Linked DNA regions of Homo sapiens: regions 2 and 3 are each linked to region 1. The links are chromatin contacts, found by Hi-C or POLR2A ChIA-PET in ENCODE. All regions are on one chromosome and are shown on one strand. Each heading gives the region's core, a stretch centred on a gene start or an enhancer-like site at or near the end of the contact. The rest is flanking DNA. Distances are from core to core; before and after follow the strand shown. Region 1 overlaps PUS7 (pseudouridine synthase 7). Region 2 overlaps KMT2E (lysine methyltransferase 2E (inactive)). Region 3 overlaps SRPK2 (SRSF protein kinase 2).

The links. A loop is a pair of places that touch in the nucleus more often than their neighbours do. ChIA-PET counts read pairs that join two places held with the same protein, here RNA polymerase II (POLR2A). Pooled maps may share reads with other maps.
Region 2: a loop to region 1 is called in a pooled map, with 2.5 times the contacts of the local background. The contact joins two enhancer-like sites. A Hi-C loop is called at or near these places in 3 of 50 pooled maps. POLR2A ChIA-PET finds 5 or more read pairs at or near these places in 2 of 52 experiments (Caco-2 and activated CD4-positive, alpha-beta T cell).
Region 3: a loop to region 1 is called in a pooled map, with 2.4 times the contacts of the local background. The contact joins two enhancer-like sites. A Hi-C loop is called at or near these places in 2 of 50 pooled maps. POLR2A ChIA-PET finds 5 or more read pairs at or near these places in 3 of 52 experiments (PC-9, WTC11 and activated CD4-positive, alpha-beta T cell).

The regions. Positions count from the first base shown.
Region 1 is chr7:105,486,735-105,489,303 of GRCh38, reverse strand. The region is part of intron 7 of PUS7 (pseudouridine synthase 7); the gene reads left to right. Among named protein-coding and RNA genes, the nearest start is that of PUS7, 34 kb to the left of the region's middle. Within about 2 kb of position 1,268, at least 6 of the 41 ENCODE cell types and tissues checked have a DNase peak (open chromatin) inside an H3K27ac peak, as active enhancers do.
Region 2 is chr7:105,098,012-105,100,580 of GRCh38, reverse strand. The region is part of intron 15 of KMT2E (lysine methyltransferase 2E (inactive)); the gene reads right to left. Among named protein-coding and RNA genes, the nearest start is that of KMT2E, 85 kb to the right of the region's middle. Within about 2 kb of position 1,285, at least 2 of the 41 ENCODE cell types and tissues checked have a DNase peak (open chromatin) inside an H3K27ac peak, as active enhancers do.
Region 3 is chr7:105,117,786-105,120,354 of GRCh38, reverse strand. It overlaps SRPK2 (SRSF protein kinase 2), which reads left to right. Exons shown (of 16, transcript NM_182692.3): 16 at 2,333-2,569. The coding sequence ends at 2,517. Among named protein-coding and RNA genes, the nearest start is that of KMT2E, 100 kb to the right of the region's middle. RefSeq lists a silencer at 1,205-1,254. Within about 2 kb of position 1,279, at least 2 of the 41 ENCODE cell types and tissues checked have a DNase peak (open chromatin) inside an H3K27ac peak, as active enhancers do.

The sequences.
Region 1 (2,569 bases), core at 19-2,518:
AGAAGGTTTTTGCCTTGTTTTTGGTATCTAAAATACCTAGTCACCTCCTGTGATTTCTAGCTGGCTCTGTGAATTTTGTTTCTGATTAAAAAAAAAAAGTCAGTTTATTTTGTTTCTTTTTCTTTTCTTTCTTTCTTTTTTTTTTTTTTTTTTTTTGAGATGGAGTTTCGCTCTGTTGCCCACGCTGGAGTGCAGTAGTGGGATCTCACCTCACTGCAAGCTCCGCCTCCTGGGTTCACGCCATTCTCCTGCCTCAGCGTCCTGAGTAGCTGGGACTACAGGCGCCCGCCACCATGCCCAGCTAATTTCTTGTATTTTTAGTAGAGATGGGGTTTCACCATGTTAGCCAGGATGGTCTCGATCTCCTGACCTCGTGATCCACCCGTCTTGGCCTCCCAAAGTGCTGGGATTACAGGCGTGAGCCACTGGGCTCTGCCTATTTTGTTTTCAACACAGAAAGAACTAGGTAGAAAATGAAAGGCCTGCCATAACTGTACTTCTTCCGAGATCACCTTATTCACAACATGGTATATATTTTTTGAGGGACTTTTTTTCCTTTTTAAACAGCAATACTTATGTATTCTTATTTTGAACAATAGATGGTGTACCTTATTTCCTGTAGGTATATAGCAAAATATGTTTGAATGTATGGATATATCCTAATTTAAACTATTACTCTATTTTTGAATGTTACATTGTTTCTCGTTTCTTGCTGTTATAACCCAGTCCATGACAGACGTATTTGTAGCTAAATCTTGGCACACATCTGTGATAACTTCATTAAGATAAACTTAGCAGTGAAATTACTGACTTAAAGGGAATATGACATTTTAATGTGGTTTGTCTTTTTTCTTTCCATCTGCTGGTCAAAACACAGAGAAATTCTCTCTCTCTTTTTTTTTAATAGCAAAGCCTAATTATCCTGCAAAAAAGTGGTACCAATTTACCACCTTTATTCTGGTTCCCTAGAATCTTCCTCAGCATGGTGTTATGATGGGGACAGGGAGTCATTTGCTAATTTGAGGGTCAAAAAATGGCATCTTGTTATTTTATTTTGCGTTTTCTGATGTGAAGTCTTAGAATAGTTGAAGACCAAGAATATTTCTTTTTTTTCTTGGTCAGCCAGCAGATGTCACACTTCATCAGGACACTGCTCTGTCCTCAGATTTTTGCTGCCTTTATCATCTTCCTGTTGACTTAGTAAGAAACTGTGTTAGACACCTAAATGTTGGCCCTCTGAAAGCACACAGCACTTATCTCACGGATACAGGCTACACCCTTAGTTTGTTTAATGGATACATGGGGCCAGGCAGATTGGCCTTTCCCGTGGGAACTTGTGAACAGGAGAAACCCACTCTGCCACACAGGCATTTGAATGACTGCTGGATTGATCGGTCCTGGGGATAAGCAGCACGTCTTTTCAGCTTCATGAAACTCTAAAGCCACCTAGTAATTTTAACAGGGTCTCAGGCAGGAACAGTCTCATTCAGAATGATTTGTTTCTTTTCCTGCCTGTTCCTGCCAGTCTCCTTTCTGAACTTGGGCCAGTATTTCCCTGGCTTTGTTAATTAAGGTTTTCTGTGCATCATGTTGCTTAATTGGTTCCTGATGTTTAAAAGCAAGATTTTTATATTCCCTAGTTACTCACTGAATTTGCTGTAAATTTACAACCAAAGACCTTGATCTGGGATCATCATAATTAAAACTGTGAATAGTATCATGAAGACATTGTCAGCTTCATTCCATTTCTCAGGGAGCACCCATACCAACCAGAACTGAGTATAGTTCTTGCTTTTTGCTGTGCCAGTGGAATTTAGAGATGGATGTCTATCGTATATTCAAGAATTGATACTACTATTCGGCCACAAAAAAGAATGAAACAAAATACTGATATATACTTAAAACATGGATAAACCTTAAAAACATTCCACTAAGAAGTCAGGCGCACAAGGCCAGATATTGTATGATTCTGTTTATATGATGTGTCTGAAATAGGAAAATCTATAGAGGCAGAAAGTAGATTAATGGTTGCCGAGGTCTGCAGGGAGAGGAAACGGGAGTGACTGCTGAATAGGTACAGGGTTTCTTTTTCAGGTGATGGAAACGTTCTTGAAGTATATAGTGGTGATGGTTTCACATTGTTGTGAATATACTAAAAATCACTGGCATGTACACTTTATAACAGTTAAAATGGTGAATTATACATGTGTATATATATATTTATTTATTTTATTTTATTTTTTGATACAGGGTCTCGTTCTGTTATCCAGGCTGGAGTACAAGTGGCACAATCTCGGCTCACTGCAACCTCAGCCTCTGAGGTTCAAGTAATCCTCCTGCCTTAGCCTCCCGAGTAGCTGGGATTACAGGTGTGCACCACCATGCCCTGCCAATTTTTGTATTTTTAGTAGACACGGGGTTTCACCAGGATGGCCAGGCTGGTCTCGAACTCCTCATCTCAAGCAATTCAGCCACTTTGGCCTCCCAAAGTGCTGGGATTACAGGCGTGAGCCACCATGCCCAGCCTTGTGAATTTTATATTATGTTAACTTTATCTCAACTTAAAAAA
Region 2 (2,569 bases), core at 36-2,535, 390 kb after region 1:
AGAGAACATTAAGAGTAAGACCCAGAGCCTTGACAGATGCTTCAGCTCTAAACCAGAACCAGGAACCACATCCATCAACTGTCCAGTTCTTAAAATGAAAAGAACCACAGGTCCTGAGGCTCAGATCCATTTGTCTTTCCTCCTTTATTACACATCGATGTGAGGAAGAAAGATCAGAAACTCAAGGTCTGGATGCCACAGTCTTCTCAATATTGGAGCTTTAGTTCCAGTAATTACCAGCAGAGATTCAAGCCTCAAGATACCTACACTTTGGAAACTACTGTTTACCTGTTCCTGTATTTTTGTTGTTGTTGTTACACTCAGCAAGGGAACAAAATACTATGTCAACAAAAGTACTCTAATAATACTTCTAAGTTTCTAATTTGTTACAGCAAATTTCCATATTGCAAACATGACTCTGAGGAAACTGAGGTCCAAAGAGGTAAGGTTCTTTGTTCATGGATTACGTATCTGTATCTCACTTCTCCTAGTCTGGGACGGGCAAACACTACAATAGCACATGCAAAAGATGGTTCTACTTGTTCACTGGCACTGAAAGTTTTACAGCTGAGTTCTTTCCTTACAAAATTCCTTATTTTTGGGCTTTTAAATTACCTTTACCCCTTTTTGTCTTGTGGTTCTCTGTAAAACTGTTTTTATCAGGGCTTCTCTAAAACCCTGAATGTAGAAGAGGAGAAATTTGGAGTAACTAAAAAGATCATTTTCCCAAACTGCGCTTTACCTGATGAACCTGGTTGGAGAGGAGGGATTAATTACTATGGTTATTTCTTTTCAAAAAATTTAAAATAAAAAATTTGGGGAAAGTACATTTTTCCAGAAGAAACAAACTTGTCTTGGCAAAAATCATTGTATGTGTAAAATAAAAAACTACCCACAGGTGGGCACCCAAGGAAGATATTTTTTGTAGTATGATTATCCTGGGTGTTGTAAGGTAAATATGAATTTATGCCAACAGAGTCTGACATAGTCCAATATTTTCTTGTTTGGGATACAAGAAATATTTTCTTGTTTTGGTCAGAGATAAAACTATATGATATAAACATTCAATTAAAAAATCAAACTCCCCTGTAAACACTACAGCTAATTTATAGTCAGAGCAAAATCCTGTATTTAGAGATGGTTCATAATCTTCTAGAGTTGATCAGGATCTTAAAAAATAATGTGGTCCAATACTGCTGAAGAAACCAAAGCCCATGTGTATTAAGTGACTCATTCAAAAGCAGAGCCATAATTACTATGCAGGTTATGCAGGTTTCCTGGTTTCTGTATTACTCTTCTTTCCAATTACTGCCGCTACATAAAGCAAAACTCTTCCTACATTACTACAGCTGGGTAAGAATAAAGCTTAAGCACTAAACATTTCCTAACAGCTTTAGACCTAGCTTTATCTTAAAATACACAAATATTTTGGAACATAAACGTGCCTGATTTTCTACATTTATTTTTAATTTCTTAAAGGTCATACATCATTCAGCTTTTCTAGTCACCATTACATACAGTACATTCTTTGACACAGCCATGTATATGGTACCTATTTAAAGACAAAATTTGCCTCCCATTTTATAGCTCTAACTGAAAAATAAGTTTTATTCTTTGAGGTAGTTAGAGCTGACTCTGGAGATAGAGAAATTAGGATTCCTAATTAACCCCTGCAGACTTTCCATAGCCCCTAACACCTGTGCTATATAATCTAAACTCGATAGATTTCCCATGAAATCTATACATTGTTTTTATGACATATGTCTTAGTTTATGGTTTTCCAAGAGTAAATACCAAGCATTGTAATTTCCTATAAGCAGTCTGCTTAATAATATCCCCATCACAAAGCAAGACTCCCATCTCCACAAAAAAATTTAGGCTGGGCGCAGTGGTTTATTATGCCTGTAATCCCAGCACTTTGGGAGGCCGAGGAGGGTGGATCATGAGGTCAAGAGATCAAGACCATCCTGGCCAACATGGTGAAACCCTGTCTTTACTAAAAAAACAAAAATTAGCCAGGTGTGGCACGCGCCTGTAGTCCCAGCTACTCAGGAGGTTGAGGCAGGAGAATCACTTAAACCAGGGAGGTGGAGGTTGCAGTAAGCTGAGATTGCGCCACTGCACTCCAGCCAGGTGACAAAGCAAGACTCTGTCTCAGGAAACAAACAAAAAAATTAGTGGAACATGGTAGCATGCACCTGTAGTTCTGGCTACTCCAGACACTGAGGCAGGAGGATTGCTTGAGTCCAGGAGTTGGAGGCTGCAGTAAGCTATTGGTCATACCACTGCACTCCAGTTTGGGCAACAGAGCGAGGCCCTGTCTTTATCTAAAAAAAAAAAAAAAAATAGGAAAAGGAAAGCCAGAGCCCACCTACAAAATCACCCTATTCTTCTTTGGTCTTGAAATAGAGAAATTAAATGATTCCTTGCTCAAAAAAACTTGTTACCCTTTTATATAACAAAGATAAACTTATAAATCTAAAAAGATGGGTAAGATTATTTGTTACTAATAAAAATCATTCCAAAATAACACGTATGGCTTGTGTGGTGTCTCCATTTCCTCTATCAT
Region 3 (2,569 bases), core at 30-2,529, 370 kb after region 1:
CTTAAAAGATGCCTTGTTGATGGATCTTAGTTTAACACCTGGCGCCTCAGAAATAGGTTCCTTTACTATTCTCAGCACACAGTGCTTCTCTGTAGTTACCTATATTTGCAAACCTGGAGAGTATTTTTTCTGAGATAGAATAGATTCATGTCATAAAAGTTCGCTCCCTTTCCCAGAGAACTTGGTTTAGTCACATGTGAGCTTTCTTAGTTTGCTTTAACTGTTGCTGTGGTGAGATCAACAGTCTAAATCAATATAGTCATATTACAGAAAATGTGGAAATTGAAATAACCTACTAACAAAAGCTGATGTTTTGATTCAGTTGATTTCCATCTTAATGAGCATTTTAATAATCTTGTGATTATCTGTAGGACATAGTTTGACTGTTCTTTTACTGCCTAATGTTGTACCATGATCTTCTCCCATGTTGTTAAGTAATATTAAATACTATTAAGTGAATCTACCTTGGTTTTCTTTTAACCACCATTTTACTATTACTGGCTCTTCGTAATTTTGCGAGTACATATAATTTTGTGCCAGCATATATTAGGCATGAATTTGGGGTGGTGCAACCAGGGTTTATCTCCTTGGGCTGGATTCCTAGAGCCGGAATTTCAGGCTTAGAGGGATAAACCTGCAGTCTCTGTTCAGACTTTGTTTTTATGGAGACTGTGTTTCCTTCAACAGGAGATCCTTTCCCGCCTCTAATATTACAGGTTCATTTCTTCATCAACACAGACCTGATGTCTAGTCTGGATGCGATGCTTTACTCTAGCTCCAGTCCTCATATTGGAAACAGAAGCTTATTTTACATCTCAGCCCCTTTAGCAAGCAGCCCTCTTAAAAGATTCTTTATACGGAACCCTGTGCACAGCATGATTGCAACTTTGTAGACATACTAGTGTGTAAGAACACTCTTCACAATAGACACAAAAGAAGAGCAGTTGTGGGTAGGATTGTAGGCTACTTCCCCTTTTGTTCTTATACTTTTCTGTAATGCTCTTTCCTTTTCATTGTGTTTTTAAACGGGAGGGCTTTTCCAAGTTGACTCGAATAAATGGGTGAAACAGAACAAGCCTCCTGAGAACACCTTTGTGAGCAGAGCACTGATTATCTATTGATGCATCTCATGAAAAAAATGTACCTTGTTTAAATTAAAGCAGTTGAAAGGGGAGAGAAGTCAGTCCTTGCATGAAGTGTGCCCTGCAGGTGCTTGAATGCCTCTCTCCCCCCACCGAGACCTGGCTGCTCTGAGGTGTGGGCACAGGGGGGTGTTTCCTCTGCAGAAGCTGCTCAGGATGCACTGAGGGGCACCTAAGGAGGTCTGTGGGCAGGGGTGGGATGTCCTATGAAAACTTCAAACAGGCAGAGAAAACGAGTTATTCACAGTGAAATTATCTGGAGCTTTTGACAGTTTATTGCCTTTTTGAAAAGGTTATGGGGAGACAGGGTTTCGCTTGCTCTGTCCCAGGATGGAGTGCAGTGGCATGACCTTGACTCACTGCAGCCTTGACCTCCTGGACTCAAGCAATGCTCCTGCCTCAGCCTCCTGAGTAGCTGGGATGTACCACCGTGCCCAGCTACTTTTTTTCTTTTTAAGTAGAGACAGGGTCTGGTCTATGTTACCCAGGCTGGTCTGAAACTCATGGGCTCAAGGGATCCTCCTGCCTCAGCCTCCCAAACGGCTAGGATTGCAGGAGTGAGCCACTGCCCTCAGCCCTTTATTGCAGTTTTGACTTAAAAATAACCTTTTTTTTCTCTTATGAAATGACCATTACAGCTCGTAGGCCATTTACTAGCTTGTTAGTCATTCTGTTATGTCAACCAAAGCTGCCTGTAACCGACACTTTTCATACTGCAGCTAGCACAGTTTGTGAAGTATAACTTCAAGGTTTACAAATTAATGTCCTAGGATCTTAGATCTTACAACAAATGCGTAGACATGAATGGTGTTTGATTTGGGTTGGCCTCAAGTTTGCAAATTTTACGGAAGATCCCAGGTTGAAATGAGAGTGGCTTGCTTCAACCTTTGGAAAAGAAAACACTCTGGGCAAACTGAGCCCACTCCACTTACTTAAAGAAGCTTAGAACTAATGTGAATGAACTATTAATTAACCTCTATTTAGATCCACCAGGCTTACTTGAAATATGCCTTGGTCATATGTACATGTAATGATTATTGCTTAGTGGGGAAAAGCTGGTGTTCTTTGTTGTTGCTGTACAAGTGTTGAGCAGGTGGTTGTCCGCTTCACTGAAAAGAACCTGACTGGACCAACAATGGGGAATGCAGATTTGGAGCTTTCTTGACATTGGCCTGTTTTTTCCCCTGTAGGAGAACTGCGACACATCACCAAGCTGAAGCCCTGGAGCCTCTTTGATGTACTTGTGGAAAAGTATGGCTGGCCCCATGAAGATGCTGCACAGTTTACAGATTTCCTGATCCCGATGTTAGAAATGGTTCCAGAAAAACGAGCCTCAGCTGGCGAATGCCTTCGGCATCCTTGGTTGAATTCTTAGCAAATTCTACCAATATTGCATTCTGAGCTAGCAAATGTTCCCAGTACATTGG